2 separate regions of the Homo sapiens genome follow, and region 2 is linked to region 1. A link is an interaction called in ENCODE POLR2A ChIA-PET data of the cell type or tissue named here. Cell type or tissue: MCF 10A. All regions are shown on one strand.

The links. ChIA-PET counts read pairs that join two places held together with the same protein. Peaks named below come from ENCODE experiments on the same cell type or tissue, not always from the same donor. Only the 100,000 strongest peaks of a DNase experiment are listed, where the experiment ranks them.
Region 2: POLR2A ChIA-PET joins it to region 1 with 5 read pairs; 2 of 35 experiments call an interaction of 5 or more read pairs at or near these places.

What each region holds. Positions count from the first base shown.
Region 1 is chr16:79,650,006-79,654,005 of GRCh38, reverse strand. No RefSeq gene overlaps it. Among named protein-coding and RNA genes, the nearest start is that of MAF, 51 kb to the right of the region's middle. In MCF 10A, no CTCF peak of the experiment used is centred here; DNase peaks (open chromatin) are centred at 385 and 2,445.
Region 2 is chr16:80,148,601-80,152,600 of GRCh38, reverse strand. The region is part of intron 2 of LOC105371357 (a long non-coding RNA gene); the gene reads right to left. Among named protein-coding and RNA genes, the nearest start is that of LINC01228, 320 kb to the right of the region's middle. In MCF 10A, no CTCF peak of the experiment used is centred here; no DNase peak of the experiment used is centred here.

The DNA of each region.
Region 1 (4,000 bases):
ACAAACACACACACACATGCAGAGGGCACACACAGTGGACCATACCAAAATGCACGTGCACAAGCACACACACACACATCTTGACCATGCACACACAGACTCCTCATTTCTTTCTGGAATGTGTCTGGGTTCCAGGCAGGCCCTTGTTTGGCCTGAGGGAGGCTGTGATTATTCTCCCAGCCACAGCAGGCAGGGCAGCTCAGAGACCTGTTCTGGATTACACAGTTCATATCTACGTCCCTCCCCGTGAGTAAGGGTGGTGCAGAAAAGGAGTGCCTTAGCCGCTCCTTGCACCCGGCTTCTATCTCTCCCTACAACCCAGCCCCACTGGAGTCTTTGCAGCCTGTGACAATGGGATGTTATCCAAAACCATTGCTGCGTCTTTTGCAAGAGTTCCCCATGTGAGACTCACTGCCTATCCTTATCCCTCCCTTCCAAACTCAGCTGGCGGGAGGCCAAGCCATCTCTGGGGTAGGGGGGCAGAGCTAAGCACTTGGCAGCTCCTAGCACTGTGAGGCCCTCATCAGCCACTCTCCCAGGGGCCCTGTTTGGGTGCTGAGCCCAGCCAGCTCTGCAGCTCTGCAGGAAGGAGTCCCCTGCAACATCTGCTTGGCCTATCTGGGGCTATTCAAGCACAGCTTCCTCTTCTGCCTGTGCTTATCTAGGAATTGGGTTCCAATGAGCCAGAACCTGGTGCTTTCACCTGAAGTTTTTTTTTTTTTCTTCCTTTTTTTTTTTTTATTATATCACCTGAAGTTTTGACAAGTTATTGTTTCCTGGCAGCAGCCAAGATGGAGCTGTGACCTCCATCTGGGTTAATGAGTGGAAGACTCACCATGCGCCTACCATGTTGTCCCAGTTCATTGTCCTGCTCCAAGGCGCTAATAAACAAGGTTACGCCTCATATTGGTTGCACAGTCTCCTCCTTGGAGACCATTTCATACCCTCAGTCAGAGCAAGCCTCAACAGATGCAGACCAAGCCCCTACTCCTTGCTAGAGAAGGAGAAAAATGGCAACGTCAGTGCAGCGAGCTGTCAGAGGGATGTTAATAAAGTAACTCAGATGTTCTCCATGGCCCCCACTCCTGGGAGATTTGGTTAAAATTAGTCCAAAACCTAATTCCACAGACTTGCAAGAATCCCGAGCTGTCCCCAGAATTGCTGTGAATTCCTCCATCTATTCCTCACATGTCTCTTAGCTTTGGAGCTCTGAATGCACCTGCATGTGGCTTCAAATTCCACCCCCATCAAGCTGAACAAAAACCCATTACTTAAAAGAATTTCAAAAATAAACCGACTTGTCTGAAACACTTTGAGTTCAGTGACTTTACTGAAAGGTTTGTGATCACAGGAAGGGGTACATCACAGGGGCCTGGGGCTGGTCTTCCTGTGTCCCACCAGCTTCAGTCCTGCACTCACCTCCCATCTTCTTCTTCCTTCCCTCTCTAGAGTAACTCCTAGTTCTGTCCCCCTCTCCATGGACTTTCTCACATTCAGGTCCAGGAAGATTGGCTCCCATCACCCATTCCCAAAGAGACGTTTTTAAATATTCTCCTCTCCCAAAAGTGGGTGTCTGCCCTTAAGAAATTCTCATAACAGCTGCCAAGAAAATAAAATATTCTCTAAAACATCACATTATAAAACTGCGTGTTCACCAGAGAAGTTCCTCAGACAAAGATGAATAAACATAGAAAAGGGAACTCTGGAAATGAGAGTACTTTCAATATTAAGAAGATGCCTAGCCGGGCACGGTGGCTCACATGTGTAATCCCAGCACTTTGGGAGGCTGAGGCAGGAGGATCACTTGAGGTCAGGAGTTCGAGACCAGCTTGGCCAACATGGTGAAACTCAGTCCCTACTAAAAATACAAAAATAAGCTGGACATGGTGGTTGGCGCCCGTAATTCTAGCTACTTAGGAGGCTGAGGCAGGAGAATCACTTGAACCTGGGAGGCAGAGGTTGCAGTGAGCCGAGATTGTGCCATTGCACTCCAGCCTGAGCAACAGAGTAAGACTCTATCTCAAAAAAAAAAAAAAAAAAAAAAAAAAGACCAAGATACCTGAGATAGCTGGCTGCTAAATGCAGAATTAAATGAAGAGAGAACTCAGGAATTGGGTGTCAAGACGGACTCTTTTTTGCCCAAGCATTGGTGAGACAGATGAAGCAAGAGTCAGAAGCTCACACCCCAGATGGGCCCCCAAGAAATTTCTCTCCAGCCAGGGTCTGACATCTTTGTTCCATGTTGACAACAAAGGTCTGAGCTCCAAAATCCACCCCCGCCCCCGAGTAATTGTGGTTTCTCCAGGCCAAGAGGGGTGAAGACCGGGCAGGCACAGGTTACAGGGCTCCTCTGAAGAGTTGACTAGCGGCCATTCATAGGCAGGAGAGCTCCTTCTCAACAAAGTCTGTTTGTTTCCCCCAAGAGCCTGGAGAGTCCGTGCCAAGAGAGAATGACTCATTGGCTCCCAGGCCTTGCCTCACTCTGGGAGACACTGAGCCAGGCCCTTCTCCCCAAAGAGCAGCAGGGCAGCCTCCATCTGGCTCCAGGCCGATGTGGGTGCTACACAGTGAGCTTAAAAACTCAACATGGAGAAGGGTCCAAGTGCGAGTCTTCCAGCCTCACCCCTCATGCAGGATTCCTGTGTCCATGCGTGATGACTTTCTTCAAGGGTTCAAACATGATCAGTTTAAAAGTGAATGTGATTCCCCTCCATAACCCTGCCCATCTGGAAATCTTGAGTCATGGCCAAATTAGAATGCAAAAATGTAGAAACTAATGTTGGGTGCAAAACAGCCTTTGCAATATTTTAGAAGCTTCCAGAAAAGCTTTATCCACAAGAGAAATTTTTCTTCAGAGCAGTAAAAATCAGTTATTGACACAGGTTAACGTAACTCATCAATGAAAAACTGGATACAAATCCAACTAGTTATCCTAACAGCTTCAAACTCATAGTCTATTATATTAAGATTATACTTGCTACTGACCTCACAGGATGGTTGTAAAGAGTAAATAAGAAAATGATGACTACAGAGACAGGCCGAAGCAATGCTCTCAGTAACTTACAAATATTATCTGACTCCATCCTCATCATCTCCGTCACAGGTCTCCAGAAAGTGCAGGAATCTTTAAGCCACTTTGAGGAATCTGAACCTGGAGAACTCAAGTGGTTCAAGTTCACATAACTAATAAAAATCATATTAATGACTGGCACCGTTATCACGTCTGTTATCCCAGCACTTTGGGAGCCTGAGGCAGGCGGATCACTTGAGGTCCGGAATTCAACACCAGCCTGGCTAACATGGTGAAACCCTGTCTCTGCTAAAAATACAAAAATTAACCGGGTGCAGTGGCAGGTGCTTGTAATCCTAGCTACTCGGGAGGCTGAGACAGGAGAATCGCTTGAACCTGGGAGGTGGAGGTTGCGGTGCACCAAGGTCACGCCACTGAACTCCAGCCTGGGTGACAGAACAAGACTCAGTCTCAAAAAAAGAAAAAAATTAACGCAGCAAATAAGTAGGAAGATAAGATAGCAAAAGGTGAGCCCCACTCAGCGACTTAGAGATGCAAAAATGTTTTAGTGGCCAGTGCTTTAGAAGCACATGTATTAACTGGCAATGAGTATGCTAATTATAAAGCTAGCTTATCAGTTCAGTAAAAACTGTTTCCACAGGTCCCTCGTCATATCAGCCCCCAGACAAGGTATTTCCTAAACAGAAAAGTATAAATCTGCAGGTAATCTTGATTAGTTTTTCTTATGCTTCCTCCCAGGAAGAGAGATGTCACCTAGTCATTAAAAAAATAAATTTATTCAGCGCCTCCTTTGGGCCATGCACTCTGTTGGAACTGGGAATAAAATCAGTGATGGAAAGAGACAGAACTTACAATTCAGGACAGGGTGTATCAACCTCAGCACTGGTGACATTCTAGGTTGGATCATTCTTTGTTGGAGGACCCTGTTCTGAGCATTGAAGGGGTGTTTATCAGCATCCCTGGTCTCTA
Region 2 (4,000 bases), 500 kb before region 1:
GATCAGAATGTCTCTCACTCAGCTGGACAAGCCCTTGACTTTGGTGTGAAGGTCCTGGGGAAAAGTGCAGAGGGAAGGAGCCATATGCAGAAAATAAGCAATTCTCTTCCCAACATGACAGCAGGGCGCCCAAATGGAGTTATTTTGTAGTCAGACTGCCACGTAGGACCACACTAGGAGAGCGAGCTTGGGGGAGGCAAGGAGGAGAACGTGCCATCCGTGTAGAGAAGATAATTGAATCCATGGGAGGCCGACTGGGGCTCATTTCACAGGGAGCCGCACAAAAGTGCATGGCTCATTCCAAGACAATGCAGGCCTTCAAAGAGACCTGCTAAGGGGAGCGCATTACTATATTAAGGGCACAACATACCCTAAGTGAGACACACTGTTATGCCTCTTCTTCCCAGTCACAGCCTGGAAATAGCCATAAAAGAAATGAAGTATATTTGCCTTGTTAACACAGTTTGTATTACATATTCATAAACCATTTTGTGAAACTGCAAGGGAAAGATTCAATTGTCTTGGAAGCTGATAATGGCCAAACAGCCACACAGAAAGCAGGAAGCATGTTATGGAATTAGCTGCACAATGAATGAAACACAACGCCTATAATAAACCCATTCAGATATAAATTATGGCAGGGTAGATGCAATGTTTGTTAAGCAATAAAGCTTGCCACCCTACACGGGAAACTGAATGAGATTTATCATAAAATATGGTGGAGAATGTGCTAAGAATCTGGCTTCTCAAACTGGGCTTAATCAAAACAATCTAGAGAGCAGTTTTCCAGGAACAGGAAACCAAAAGAAAACGATAACACTGGGTCCTAAGGGCATTTTGACATTGTGACCCTAAATACCCTTGCTTGCAAGAAATTCCACAGAGGACATTTATAATTTTGAAAAAGTTTTGTTTTGATTTTTCCTTGGAGAATTACCAAAAACTCTTGAGCTCTGGAAATACAAAATTTGACCAATAATTGGCTTCCTGGTTAGATAGGGAAGTAATTCAAGGACAGGGAACTTGTCCAAGTGACACTGGGCTCTTGGTTTCCCTTGGAAATGGTTGAGGTTGTTGATTCCCAGTGAGGCAACTGGGTCTCAGAATGCACTGTGAGATATATGACTGGGTCCCAGAAGGATGTGCGACTTATTTTCTCAGAAGACCTCCTTGAATCTTCCGCACACACTGCTAAATGAATAGAAGGGTACTTTGTGTATTATCTTCTAAAGCTGGGAGCTTGAGTTTATCTCAGACTCCACTTTCTGGGAAAAATAAAATGGAACCAAATAAAACAAAACAAGAATTAACCCAGCATGATGTAGGCTTTCTGGTATTGTTACTTGAAAAGAACTGCAAATATTTTATGGCTTTACAAGTTGAAGTCAATGTTTTTAGTGTATTGAGAACAATGAAAAATACCTTAGGAATGTATTATAGTCCCAGAGTTGGATTAAGAGTGTTCGGAAGCCAAAAGGAATTTTCTGCCTGCTAATAACATTACCCTGCAATCTAATGAAATAATCTCCCTAAAGCCAGGTTTATGGAATAAGCTGATTTCCCATTTGTGGTTAAAAATAAGAATAACAAATGTCCTCTTTGGTCAACTTGCCACTCAGTCCATATACTGTAAAACTATGCTTTGGAAATAGCAAAATTGTATGACTTAATGGGTCAATTATGACATTTTAGAGATACAGATTATTACTGACCTGCAGTGAAGTAACCAGAGAATTTAAATTGGCAAAAAGCTCCAACACATGGAGTTGTTACTGGCAAATTCAGCTGTGTCATCTTCACTGTATTCATAGATGGTGTGTGTGTATACATACCCACACATGTGTACATGCATATGCATATGTAAGAATCCACTAGAAAAACTAGGCATTAACAAAAGATTGGAAAATAGAAATACATAAGATTCTACATGTTTATATGTTTTAGAGATGAGATCTCACTATGTTGCCCAGGCTGGGGTGCAGTGACTATTCACAGGCATGATCGATGCGTACTACAGCCTCAAACTCTGCTCCTCAAGTGATCCTCCCACCTCAGCGTCCCAAATAGCTCTTGCCACAGCATCCAGCTCAAGATTCTATAACATTAACAGCAAAAAAATCTCTACTTCCCTCTCCTCAATGAAACTCATTCTCCATACTCTTTTTCCTAGTTAAGATGCAAAAATTGCCAAGTATTTGGAAAGGTAATCATAGTAACAGAGTGCTGAAATAAAACAAAGACAAAAGTGTCCCTCAATATCCTGTCTGGGAGCATAGCACCAACTGCCTGCCTTTATATGGCTGTTTATTTCTTCCTTGCTATCATCTCATTTACTTCTTATGAATATTTCTGCAGAGCAGGAATCACTGTAGCCACTTTACATATTAGGGCATAGAGGAAACTCATGTATCATTAAGAGGGAAACAAAGAAACAGCAAAAACCAAAACGCCTTCAGCTGCAAGAAACAGACACCTGAACTTAAAGTGATAAAGCACATGGGGGTTTACTTGTCCTATATAACAAGGAAGTCTAGTGGTAAGCCTTCCAGAACTTTCTGAATACACGATGCCAATAAATAACTACACCCTTTTTCTCTTTCCGCACCACCACCCTGTAGACTTTTCAGGACGAAAAAGGATGAAGGACAAGAGGACGAATAGCCACACTGCAGAGATCGTCCCTTTATGTCACCAAAACCAAAGCCTCCCCAGAAGCCCATCCTGCAGACTTTTCCACATTCGTTTCATTGATCAGAGGTTGCTGCTTGGCCAACTGTAACTGAGGAGTGGCCACAGAGAAGGGACTTAGGAAGGGGTCAGGTCAGCCAACCTATAGCACCTAACACACTCAGAAATCTTTAAATACTTGCACAAGTTTGTATCTTTTAAAAGAAGAACAGGGACTTGTAGACTTAGCTTTCAAAGCTGGTGTTCTTTTCATTATGCCTAGCTATCTGCATTGTTATATCAACATTTCTTTCTTTTGGCTCAAAATTATACCTATCAGTTATATCTTTGTTAAAGCAAAGAAGTTCAGAAACGAATATTATGCATGAATTAAATGTAAGTGTGAATTTGCCAAATTGGTACTTTATACATAATAGAAATCTCACTGAACTTGATGGGAAATGGACAGATGCACCCACTGAAGATATCCAAGTCCTGGTTTATGAATCTGAATTAGTTTAATCAATTTGGATAATTTACAGTAATTTCTGAGCCATTTGGTTTTTATGGAGAGACTAGGTGAGGCAGCTGTTAAGCCTGCTTTTTAGAGCCTTCTAAGCACAAGGGGCTCTACTTCCAGTTGAAAACCCTAATGTGCATTATATTTCTCTGGAAGCAAATTTTGGGTCCCATACTCAGATCACCAACACTTCATCCAAAGCTCGGGGCCTCTGTTTAATAGAATTTGGTTGAGGTAGAAACTCTCTCAAAGTTTTATCTATTATATTTCTGTGCAATAAACCACCCTAGAATTTAGTGACTTAAGACAACACCCATGCATTGGCCTGCAGTTCTGCAATTTCAGCAAGGTTGGGTGGAGGCGGGTTGTCTCTATTCCAGGTGATGTTGCTGTGATGTGACTCATTTGTCTGAGTGCTCTGCTGCGGGGAATGTCTGGGGATGGCTGGTTTTCTCTCTCTCTCCACATGGTCTCCCACTCAGGTGTCTAGTCTGAGCTTCTTTACATGACAGCTAGATCCCCAGAGAATGACTGTGGAACCTTCCAGGACTCTAAAGAACTATATTTCAGAATTCACACATCACTCTGCCACATCGCACTGCTCACAGCAAGCACAGGCCCACCTAGATTTCAGAGATGGGGAAACGTACTCCAACTCTATGCAAACTGTGCCGTGCCCTCACAGAGATGGCAGGGATGGTTGGTGGCCATCTGTGCAGACAACTTCTACACCCAGCATTATCTCTGAAGACCATCAATTACCTCAAAGAGTCACCTTGCTTTCCCAGGAACCTATGCATCCGCCACATGGAG